Linked DNA regions of Homo sapiens: region 2 is linked to region 1. The links are chromatin contacts, found by Hi-C or POLR2A ChIA-PET in ENCODE. All regions are on one chromosome and are shown on one strand. Each heading gives the region's core, a stretch centred on a gene start or an enhancer-like site at or near the end of the contact. The rest is flanking DNA. Distances are from core to core; before and after follow the strand shown. Region 1 holds the start of TSPAN17 (tetraspanin 17). Region 2 overlaps NSD1 (nuclear receptor binding SET domain protein 1).

Evidence for each region. A loop is a pair of places that touch in the nucleus more often than their neighbours do. ChIA-PET counts read pairs that join two places held with the same protein, here RNA polymerase II (POLR2A). Pooled maps may share reads with other maps.
Region 2: a pooled map shows a loop between it and region 1 (2.6-fold over the local background). The contact joins the enhancer-like site here to the promoter of TSPAN17 in region 1. A Hi-C loop is called at or near these places in 7 of 168 maps with a recorded cell type or tissue (HCT116, OCI-LY7, PC-9 and 4 more), 10 of 37 single-sample maps with no recorded cell type and 16 of 50 pooled maps. POLR2A ChIA-PET finds 5 or more read pairs at or near these places in 1 of 52 experiments (activated CD4-positive, alpha-beta memory T cell).

Annotation. Positions count from the first base shown.
Region 1 is chr5:176,645,158-176,650,205 of GRCh38, reverse strand. TSPAN17 (tetraspanin 17) reads right to left here and starts at 2,722. Exons shown (of 9, transcript NM_130465.5): 1 at 2,504-2,722. The coding sequence starts at 2,590. EIF4E1B (eukaryotic translation initiation factor 4E family member 1B) reads right to left here. Exons shown (of 9, transcript NM_001099408.2): 7 at 4,963-5,048; 8 at 4,690-4,829; 9 at 3,562-4,340. The coding sequence ends at 4,226. RefSeq lists enhancers at 1-475, 593-1,462, 3,824-4,118, 4,389-4,899 and a silencer at 2,491-3,150.
Region 2 is chr5:177,289,529-177,294,790 of GRCh38, reverse strand. It overlaps NSD1 (nuclear receptor binding SET domain protein 1), which reads right to left. Exons shown (of 23, transcript NM_022455.5): 22 at 2,633-2,837; 23 at 1-959. Among named protein-coding and RNA genes, the nearest start is that of RAB24, 12 kb to the left of the region's middle. Within about 2 kb of position 3,535, at least 3 of the 41 ENCODE cell types and tissues checked have a DNase peak (open chromatin) inside an H3K27ac peak, as active enhancers do; they include OCI-LY7, where a contact is called at or near this core.

The DNA of each region.
Region 1 (5,048 bases), core at 1,473-3,972:
CCAGACCTCATGCTGGTCCCACACCCCTACGTCCACCCGCCTGCAGCAAACACCTCCACGACCCACCGGCACTGATCGCCGCCATGCCGGGGATTCGCTGGTGAATAGGACGGACTCGACCCTCACGGAGCTTACACTCCAGCAGGGGAGATGGACAGTCAGTGAGCAGACAAGGAAACCTCAGATGCAAACAGACCCCTTAACAAATATCGAGCGGGGCGACGAGATGGGGGATGCTGGGGTTGGACGCCAGCTTTAGAGAGGGCAGAAGGGAGGGTGGGGGCATTTCAGCTGAGGTTTGAATGATGAAAAGAGCAAGAGGGAAAAGCCTGTTCCAGGAGGAGGGTAGGGCACAGGCAGAGGCCCTGACACAAGACCACGTCTAGTTCAAGGAACAAACTGAAGGGCGGACAGCCCGGCCCCGCGGGGCCCTGGAGGCCGACAGTACTCTAGGAGCAGTAAGAAACCACGAGCAGGATGGCCGGGCGTGGTGGCTCACGCCTGTAATCCCAGCACTTTGGGAGGCCAAGGCAGGTGGATCACCTGAGGTCAGGAGTTCGAGACCAGCCTGACCAACATGAAGAAACCCCATCTCTAGTAAAAATACAAAATTAGCCAGGCGTGGTGGCACACACCTATAGTCCCAGCTACTTGGGAGGCTGAGGCAGGAGAATCGCTTGAACCTGGGAGACGGAGGTTGCAGTGAACCGAGATCGTGCCATTGCACTCCAGCCTGGGCAACAAGAGCAAAACTCTGTCTCAAAAAAAAAAAAGAAAAAAGAAAAAAGGAAACCACAAGCAGTTTCCAAACAGAACAACACCAGGGTCTGCCTGACATTAAACATGAAAACCTCTGTGCCTGTTCCACAAGCAGCCTCCCTTAGGCCACCTTAACCCAAATCTGAAATCCTCCCTCCAGCCCCCAAGTGACCCAGCCCAGTCAATTCAGCCTCTTGACTTTCCCAGCAACCTCCCTCACCTTTCCCACCTCACCATCCCAGCTTTGCCCCAGCCCTGCCCCCATTCCAAACCTCCAGGCCCTGCCCCTCATCCACCCTCCACACAGCAGCCAGGCAAGCGGTCTCCAGAACAGAAGCCAGATCAGACCCATCACTGGAAGCCCTCGCTTCTCCATGCCACCTTAACATAACACCCCACGCTCCGCCCCAGCAACAAACCCGGGTCTCTCACGCCTGCTCCCCCTCGGTATTTGAGGTTACTTCTGCTCACAGCTCTGCCTCACCTCCACCCTCTGCCCACTAAGCCGTCACCTTGGCTCTGTACTTTCTGGCTGTGTGACCCTAGGTAAGTGACTTAATTTCTCTGTGTCTATTCCTTCAGTTTCCCCATCTGTAAAATGCAGATAATAAGGCAGTTGTGAGAATACAACAAATTGAACTCATTGTATCTGCCTAACAGCCCTCACAGGCAGATTCTTTATCGTCGTCTCCCAGGCAGGCAAGCTGAGGCCCGGAGAGGAGAGATGACTTGCCCAAGGTGTCCCAGCCAGGCCTGCTACAGCCAGGCCTTCTGACTTCTTTGCCAGTGCTCCCACACACTGCCCACACCCTCAAGAGCCTAGCGCTGCAGTGCAAGGACACCCACCACACCAGTGAGCTCGGTGACACGTGGGTGGGGGGCAGTGCCACTGAGTCTTGCTGAACACAAGGGAAAAGGCCTGGCATCTTGACCCAAGGCCTCAGGAGCAGAGACTGCAGAGGGCCACGGCTTTGGAGAGATGGGAAAAATGACCTGGCAGGGCCCAGGGGGACAGATGCCACCCTGGGAGGGGCACTAGTAGCTCCCTTCCCCGGTAGGGGCAGACCCGCCCAGGAGCCTCAGCTTGTCAGCTGTGGAATGTTGAATTCTGTTCCCCAAGGCCAGCTCCCAGGCTCTCAACCGGGGAGATCCTCTCCCAGCCGCCAAGGACTCGCCATTGTCCCTCCCTGCCCCTCCTGGCAGGTCAGCCTCCTTGTGCGGGACTGGGGTGGGCAGAGGACTGTGACCCACCCCACTCTGCAGGAGCCTAAGGTGAGGCACCTGACCCAGGTACTACTGGAAGGGAAAGGAGGCCGGGGAAGGGGCCTGGCGGCTCCCTTCACGCCAGAATCTCCTTACCGGCTAAACCAGGGGTGGGGCTTGGCACGCATCCCACATCCCAGGGTAGGAAGGAGGGCTGGGCGAGAGGGGGCAACCTGCACCTAGCACGCCCCTGGGGTCTTCAAGGAAACACCTTCCCTTTCTCCACCAGGCCTCGGGATTATTTAGGGAGACTCCCTACCCCAACCCCGACCCCACGCTGTCGCTAGGACCCGCCCCCAGCAATCCGGGCCTCTGTAGCTACCTCGGGTGGTCCTGGAAGTGGGCGTGGGTGTGGCAGAAGTGGGGGGATGGTCCCGAGCTCCAAACTCTTGGGGCAGGGAGTGGTCTCCCCCAGCAAAAGACTGAATCTCCCTCTCCCACCACCCCCCAGCACAGGGCAAGGCGCAGACCCCGCGCTCACCCAGAAGACAATGTTGAAGCCAAACAGGAAGTATTTCCCGCAGCAGCCGACCTCAGGTTCCTGGAAATGCTGGTGCTTGCCGGGCATGGTGAGCGGCCACCCGCCGGCCCGGAAACCGGAGCCGGGAGCCAGGCCCAGCGCCCCGCGGGCCGCCCTGGGCTAGAGCCGCCCGGGGCCTAGCCGGGCGGCTGCGGCTTCATGGCCTCGGCCACACAGAGCGCCGGTCGGGCCCCGCCCGCCCCTCAGGGACCGCCCTCAGCATCCAGACCTCCTTGCCCGGAGCCCTGCTGTCCCCGCCTCTGGACCGGGCCCCGCCCCCACAGCCCTCAGTCCCTTTGGAGTCCCGCCTCCTGACCTGGCTCCGCCCCCATAGATCAACTCAGTCCCGCCTGAGCCCCGCCTCTGGACCTGGCTCCGCTTCCCGAGCTCCGCCCCCACAGCCTGATTCGGACCTCCTCGCAGCCCCGCCTTCGGCCAGGCCCCGCCCCCGCGCAGGCCGCCGCCGCGTTTCCCAGCGTCCTGCAGACCCGCCCGGGACGCCGGCTGATGGCGCCGGAGGCCGCCGGGGTGTAGAAGCCTTGCTTCCCCTGCTGGGTACCAGCGCCATCCCAATCCCCAGCCTGCTGTTGGAGCCCATCCCAGGGGAAGGTTAACTGCTGCTCTGGCAGGCGAATGGGGAAGCTGGTCCGGATTGAGTTTTTAACACGTGCAGGACGTTTTGTCATTGTGGAGTCGCATCAGGCTCACCTTCACCCAGCGGAAATCCAGCTCTACTTATCCTGACTCAAACTCAGGCCAAACGAGGGCCTGGGCCTTGGTGCCACGCCGGCTGCGCCCTGCCAGGGGCATATGCCCCCCGGAACCTGGCTCAAGCCCCCTTGGTGGCTGAGTTTCCCCAGCCACACCCCCTGTCCTCCATACTGGCCAGGGTCCCGGTCAGGCTCCTTGGTACCCAGTGATCTCACATGAGCCCCTGTAAGACAGGACAGAGGCAGATCAAAGTTTGGGGGAACCTGAATCTTACTCCAGTTTGAAGCCCTCTTAAAAATAATTCCAACTTTGTTCAGAAGTATTTATTTAAAACAGGAACAGAAAGATGCTTAAGCTTTTATTATCAAGTTTATCCACTTCCACCACTTCTACCAGAACCTTGGTGAGGCCTAGCCCAGCATCCCTCCACCTCCACTTCAGTCTGGCCCTGAGGCAGGCAAGGCCCAGACAGCCCTGGTCACAGCTGGGGAGAAGGGGAGCGGCCTTGCAAGGCTCTCTCAGTCCTCAGCAACCCACGTATCCCTCTGTACAAATGATGGCGTTCACCCTCCAGAATGTCTGTGCCCTTGAGCCCACCACCCATGGAAGAGTCTGTCTCTCAGGCCACCTCACCTCCTTCCTGGGTGGAAACAGTAAACGCTGGACTATGGGTTTCTCCGCCTACCATAGAGCCCTCCTTCCCCGCCATGACTCACCCCACCCTCAGGAGTTTTTTCCACCCTGCTGCTGTCCTGTGGCCCCAGGACAAGCTAGGTCCTCAGACTGCCACCACTACCCCCATCTAGCCCCTAAGGCTCAGGCCCCAACTCATGTTAAAGAGTGTTTGCATTCCTGTTCACTTGAGGACAGGTAAGAACTAGGCTGTCTGATCCCCAGTCCCGCCCCATCCCCCAAAGTAATGAGGCTCAGTGGCGGCTGTCCCATTACATAGGAGGGGTGCCAAGGCCCCCCTCACACCACAAACTTGTTCTTGGCTAGGGAGTTGCTCTTGGTGGCTGTGTCTGCATGGGCCTGGTACCCAATGATGGTCTTTGGGGAGAGGCCCAGGCGCTCTTTGTATACACGCCTGCAGGTGCGGGGGACACAGAGGAAAAGAGACACAGGTAGTCATCAGAGGGTCCTAGAGATAACTTAGGCCACCAGACTCCTACCCTCATTCTGGCCACAGCCACACCTGTTGTGTCTTACCCATGTGGAAACCCAAAATATGACCCCCTTAATGCAAAAGGAGAGCTGCACTGCCGTAAGAGAAAGTTAGAAATCTGAACGCCAGACCTTCCATACAGGTGGGCAAGGCAGAAGGGAGGGAGGCTATGGAGACTTTCAGAGGTCTCCCATGCAGGCCAAGCCCCCTCCACCCACCTTCCCTCTAGCAGAGACCCAAGTCCCCACCCTGTGCCAGAGACCCTCCTCACCCAACGTGCAGCACGCCCGCCTGGTTTTCCGCCTCCCTCGTCCACACAGCGATCTTGTCCCCCTTGGTGCGGATGTTGACGACGGCCCCACATACCTCTCTGCTGTGTTCCTCAAAGCTCTCCCCGATCAGACACAGCAGCTGGACCCGAAGTAGGGGGTTGTGAGATCACCGGCTGGGACATAGGGACTGGCCTGCCATCCTTGAGACCACTGCCACCATGAGACCCACACAGCCCGTCTCTTCCCCTGAGGACCCTCCTCCTCCAACTCACCGTCTCCAGCCACAGCCGGTCCAGCTCAATGTGGCGCTGCTGCTTGGCCAGGCTGACCAGCCAGCGGCCACCCCGTTTATTCCTGC
Region 2 (5,262 bases), core at 2,286-4,785, 640 kb before region 1:
CTGATGAGGTGAAGCTGCCCGCTCCTTCTGGCGAGGAGTTAGGTCTATGAGATCCATCACCAAAGCAGCTCTATTTTTTGACTGAGTATTCTGGTCCACAGGCCTCAGTGCTTTTTCTTTAGCTACAAGGGTCTGGACCACAGCTGATAGTACTTTCTCAGGAGGTGGGAGTCTCTGGGACAAAGAGGCATGGGGTTTGTCAGTAGGCCTGTCTGAAGTCTGGGGTTTGGGACTGCTAGTAATGAGCAGTCTGTCTGGCGGCGGAAGTCTCAGGCCAGTGGGAACTGAGGTTTTCTCCAGTGACTGGGGCCTTGGGCTGGCAGCACCTATGGATTTATCCAGCCTTGGGTCAGCCGTCCCCAGAGGTCTTTCCAGTGGTTGGGACCTGACTGAGGGTGAGGAGCTTGGGCTGGTCACTGGAGAGGGTTTGTCGCTTAGCTGGGGTCTTGGTCCTGCCACTGCTGGTGGCCTGTCCAGTGGCCTCTGGCTGGAAACCAAGGATTGGGATTTGGTCCCTGACCCAGCGAGGTCTCTGACCTTATCTAAAGGCTGGGGCCTGGAGTCAGTTCTCTCAAGAGGTCTTTCAGGTAGCAATGGCCTCTGACAAGTCCCTGCCAGAGCTTTTTTGGAGAGCGACAGCATCTGGTTGGTGTCAGCAGGAGGTTTATCTGACATTTTGGGTGCCTGAGCAGCCATTCCTGTTGATTGCTCTGCCAGGTGAGTGCTTGGCCCTGGAGGCAGCGGTACTGGGGGAGGCACATACTCACGGATCTCCCCAGGTTCCAGAGGATTGGGCCCACAGGGGTCATGCTCAGTACAAGACAGACGCCCATCCAGTTTGGAAATGAAAAGCATCCCTTCTCGATGCTGCTTACAAAAGGAGCTGGGGCACATCTCACAGAAGGAGGCTGCTTCCTTCCCGCAGATGTCACACTGATGCCACGGACATTCCCATTTCCCTGAAAACACAGAAGTAAATCAAAAGTTTAGGAAAAAAGAGATACATATCACATGGGCCAAGGCTATGCTACAGTCCGAAGGTGTGGATGATGACCTTCCTTCACACTGTCCCTGCTTCAGAGAGCTTATGCCACTCACCAGCCACCTCTTGCCCCAGAATTCCAGCTTCTTTTTGTGCACAGAATACATAAAGTAACAGCGAATTATCAAATAGCAACTACTATCAACTAAATATACAAGCAGAAGAGTAAATTGGTATTTCTATGACTATTTCCAGCAAGGAGGTGAGGGGGGGGCGGGGGTGGGGACAACAAAAAGTTTCTTTTACATGAAACTTAAGATATTACTTTTATATTTTTGCAATCTCCATTTGTACTATACAGCTTTTAAATAAGCAACTCAAAGAGAAATATCCTGGTGATTTAGATTCCTGCTTATTTGCTATTAACAGTAATAGAAAAGATATAAAATCATGAAAAATGGAAGATTTACCTTTGCTCTATTTTAAGTCTTGAGATCAGCACAGCACGTTATATGTTGTTCACATGGAATCAGTAGAAAAGACCCAAAGCTGACCTAAGCTTTTACCTGCCTCCCCACATTTCATGAAACCTGAGGGTCTTGACCAGGGACAGTGTTTCCACCTTCAAATCAACTACACCAGCTCCCACTCCTGGCACACAGGCAAGATTGGTTCTATCATAGCCTGCGCCAGTGACGACCCTGAGCAGTTGATTCTGAAACAATTCTACTTCCTGGTGCTGACAGGTCAATGTGATGGCCTTGCCCTCATCCTACCTCAGTTTCTTTTATTTCATGACCCTGGCCAATATACAGTGAAGGAAAGCCAATTTGGGGACAAATTCCTTTTACTTATACCCTAAAGTTCTTAACGTTCTGCAACTCTTGGAAGCAGGTCACTAGTAATGTATAATCTCCTCACCCTGGAATGGCTCCCTACTGGTTTCTCTTTTTTGTTCATTAAAATAGATGGCATATCCAAATCCCTAAAATTCTCTAACCCCAAATCACTACTCAAAGGTTCTCAATTTCTTCAACTACAAATTTCCTGGGTACCACATCCACCTGAGCAGCTTTCTCATGTATTAACTGATACAACCAAATCTCCTTTAGAGGAAAAAAGTCTACTCTGCATGGGGGGAGACTGCACTAGGCGTAGGGGAGCAAGGTAGGAAGTGCTAAAAGGGTGGCAATCCATCTCTCACTGACTAGAACCACCTAAAGGCTTTACTATCTCAATCTTTCTTTCTCTAGAAAGGCAACATGATTTAATAGTCTTGGAGTCAAAAACCCAGCTCTCAATCCAGCTCCTCTATCTATGTGTGAAAGATCACCTCCCCAATCCTCACTCTGTTTCTTCACATGCATTATGGAAGAAAACCAACCATTATGGGCTGCTGGGGGAATGAAATAAACATGACTGTAAGTAAAGGACCTGAAACACAGCAAGTGCACCGCTGTCCCATTCTTCATAACTAAGAATTCTAAGCCTTTGCTTTCATTATTTCCAAAATAAGAAAATAGACCATACCCCTCAAAATTATGCATGGAAAGACCAAATGGCACTTTCTTCAAGGCTGATGCAAATGGCATGAGACCCTGAGTATGATGGAGAGAACGAGTAGCGGTACAAATGGATTTTGGCACCAACCTGCTGGTCGCTTGGTCAGATTGAGACAGTCTGCGTGGTAAACTTTTGGGCAGCCTGGTTTCTTGCAGGAGACGAGCTGGCCAGCATCCCCACAACTAAAACACTCATCTTCTCGCTCCTTTGTGATTTCACCCTGGGTCCTGCGCTTTCCCTGTTGCTTCTTCTTGAATTTCTTTGACTTTTCTTCCGTGGCAATGGGTTGATTCTACAGGTCAGATATTGAACAGTCAGCATTCTGTGAACACATTAGTACCAATCTTAACCGGGTTAACTACCCTCTCTGAGCCTCATTCTCTTCTCTGGGAAAAGAGATTGTCATGAAGATAAAATGCAGGAAAGGTACCTGGTACATCACAGATACGTAGCAATAATTTTTGTATCAACTACTCCTGCCACCTGAACAAAACAGAAGACAAAAATCTTTGTGTTTTTGCTGATCCATAAGGCTGGTGTTAAATGACATGCCTTTCATAAGTTTTATTAGTTAATTAATTTATTTATTTTTCAAGACGGAGTCTTGCTGTGTTGCCCAGGCTGGAGTGCAGTGGCGCGATCTCGGCTCACTGCAACCTCCGCCTGCTGGGTTCAAGCAATTCTCCTGCCTCAGCCTCCTGAGTAGCTGGGATTACAGGCGCCCACCACCACTCCTGGCTAATTTTTGTATTTTTAGTAGAGACGGGTTTTCAGCATATTGGTTAAGCTGGTCTCGAACTCCTGACCTTGTGACCCACCCGCTTTGGCCTCCTAAAGTGCTAGGATTACAGGCGTGAGCCACCGCACCTGGCCAAAGTTTCACTTTTATATTCGTCTACTTTCAGAACTAAACTAGACTTCTGTGTGTGGGTACACATGCCTATTTCTCGTTCATTCAACAAAGCATAACTGAACTTACTATAAGCAATGTGTTAAGACACAAAAAAGTTAATTCATGGTCCCTGCCGTCAATAAGACTACACATCAAGTCAAATTAGCTTCAGGTCCACCACTCCCAAGGCAGACCCTGGAGCAGCCAGCAGATGTTCTCTCTTTGTTCCCTGCAGCCCACACTTGGTCACCAAATCATCTTATCACATTCTTCATTTTAACCCAGAAACATCCAGGACCAATCTGTAAGGCTTAATGGAGGTCCACCCTATTCTGACAGACCAGTATCTACTAAGAGCACACAGTGACCTCTCTAGCATCTACCTCTGACTGACTCCTGTGAAATGCTATCCCATGCAGACATCAAGGATGCTGAAACTGACATCCGCACTACACTTAATACCATTAAGTACAGGTTAAACTGAGTTACTATTTTAATTTATAGGAAACAAGTCAACATCTTAAGGAACAACACCGTTAAACCAACAAAACTAAACAAAAAGCACAATAAAATCCAGTATAATATAGAGGTGATTCTCCTTATTTAACAAGATTAAAAAATGATCATTGAGTGCTCTTCATTTCTGGCCAGGCGCAGTGGCTCACGCCTGTAATCCCAGCACTTTGGGAGGCTGAGGCAGGTGGATCACCTGAGGTCAGGAGTTTGAGACCAGCCTGGCCAACATGGGGAAACCCCATCTCCACTAAAAATACAAAAAATTAGCCAGGTGTGGTGGCAGGGGCCTGTAATCCCAGCTACCTGGGAGGCTGAGGCAGGAGAATCACTTGAACCTGGGAGACGGAGGTTACAGTGAGCCGAGATCATACCATTGCACTTCAGCCTGGGCAACAGAGCGAGACTCCGTCTCAAAAAAAAAAAAAAAAATTTATTTACTCTTTTCTTATTGGCTTCTATGTTAATTTGCATTTTTCAGTTCTTAATGTTGAGCTTCACAATCAAAAAGGCATATGGAACATACTCAATTGAAGTCACTATATAGTTTATTTTGTATCAAAATTAAACTGCAATTTTCACTGTGCTGTTACTTATGATACAGAAATCTTGAATTATCCAGATGTTCATCTAGTATGTCCATCCATTATATAAAAAAATTAAGACAGTCACTAAAAATGATCAGCAAGGACTTTAAAAAATAATAATATAAGGGCCGGGCACAGTGGCTCACGCCTGTAATCCCAGCACTTTGGGAGGCTAAGGCGGGCGGATCACGAGGTCAGGAGATCGAGACCAACCTGGCTAACAACAGTGAAACCCTGTTTCTACTAAAAATATAAAAAATTAGCCGGGCATGGTGGCGGGCGCCTGTAGTTCCAGCTACTCAGGAGGCTGAGGCAGGAGAATGGCGTGAACCCGGGAGACGGAGCTTGCAGTGAGCCGAGATTGCGCCACTGCACTCCAGCCTGGGCAACAGAGCGAGACTCCACCTCAAAAAAAAAAACACAAAACAACAACAACAAAAAAAATAAGGAGAATATAGACATGGAAATGATACTTAACAGTTACAGAATTAGAATTCAATTATTCAGAAAGTGCATACTAAAAAAACAGGAAGACACAACAATGCTTATACTTTTTTATAATGGTGAGATTAAGAGTTCTACTTTTATCTATGATGTTATGCTACATTTAGAAGCTTAAACTGCAGATTTTTTGGTATCTTCAGAAAGAGAAAGTGAGAGAAAGACAGGGACAGACACAGATATACCAAGAATCTATATGGCTTATTAGGAGATGTGAGATCAAG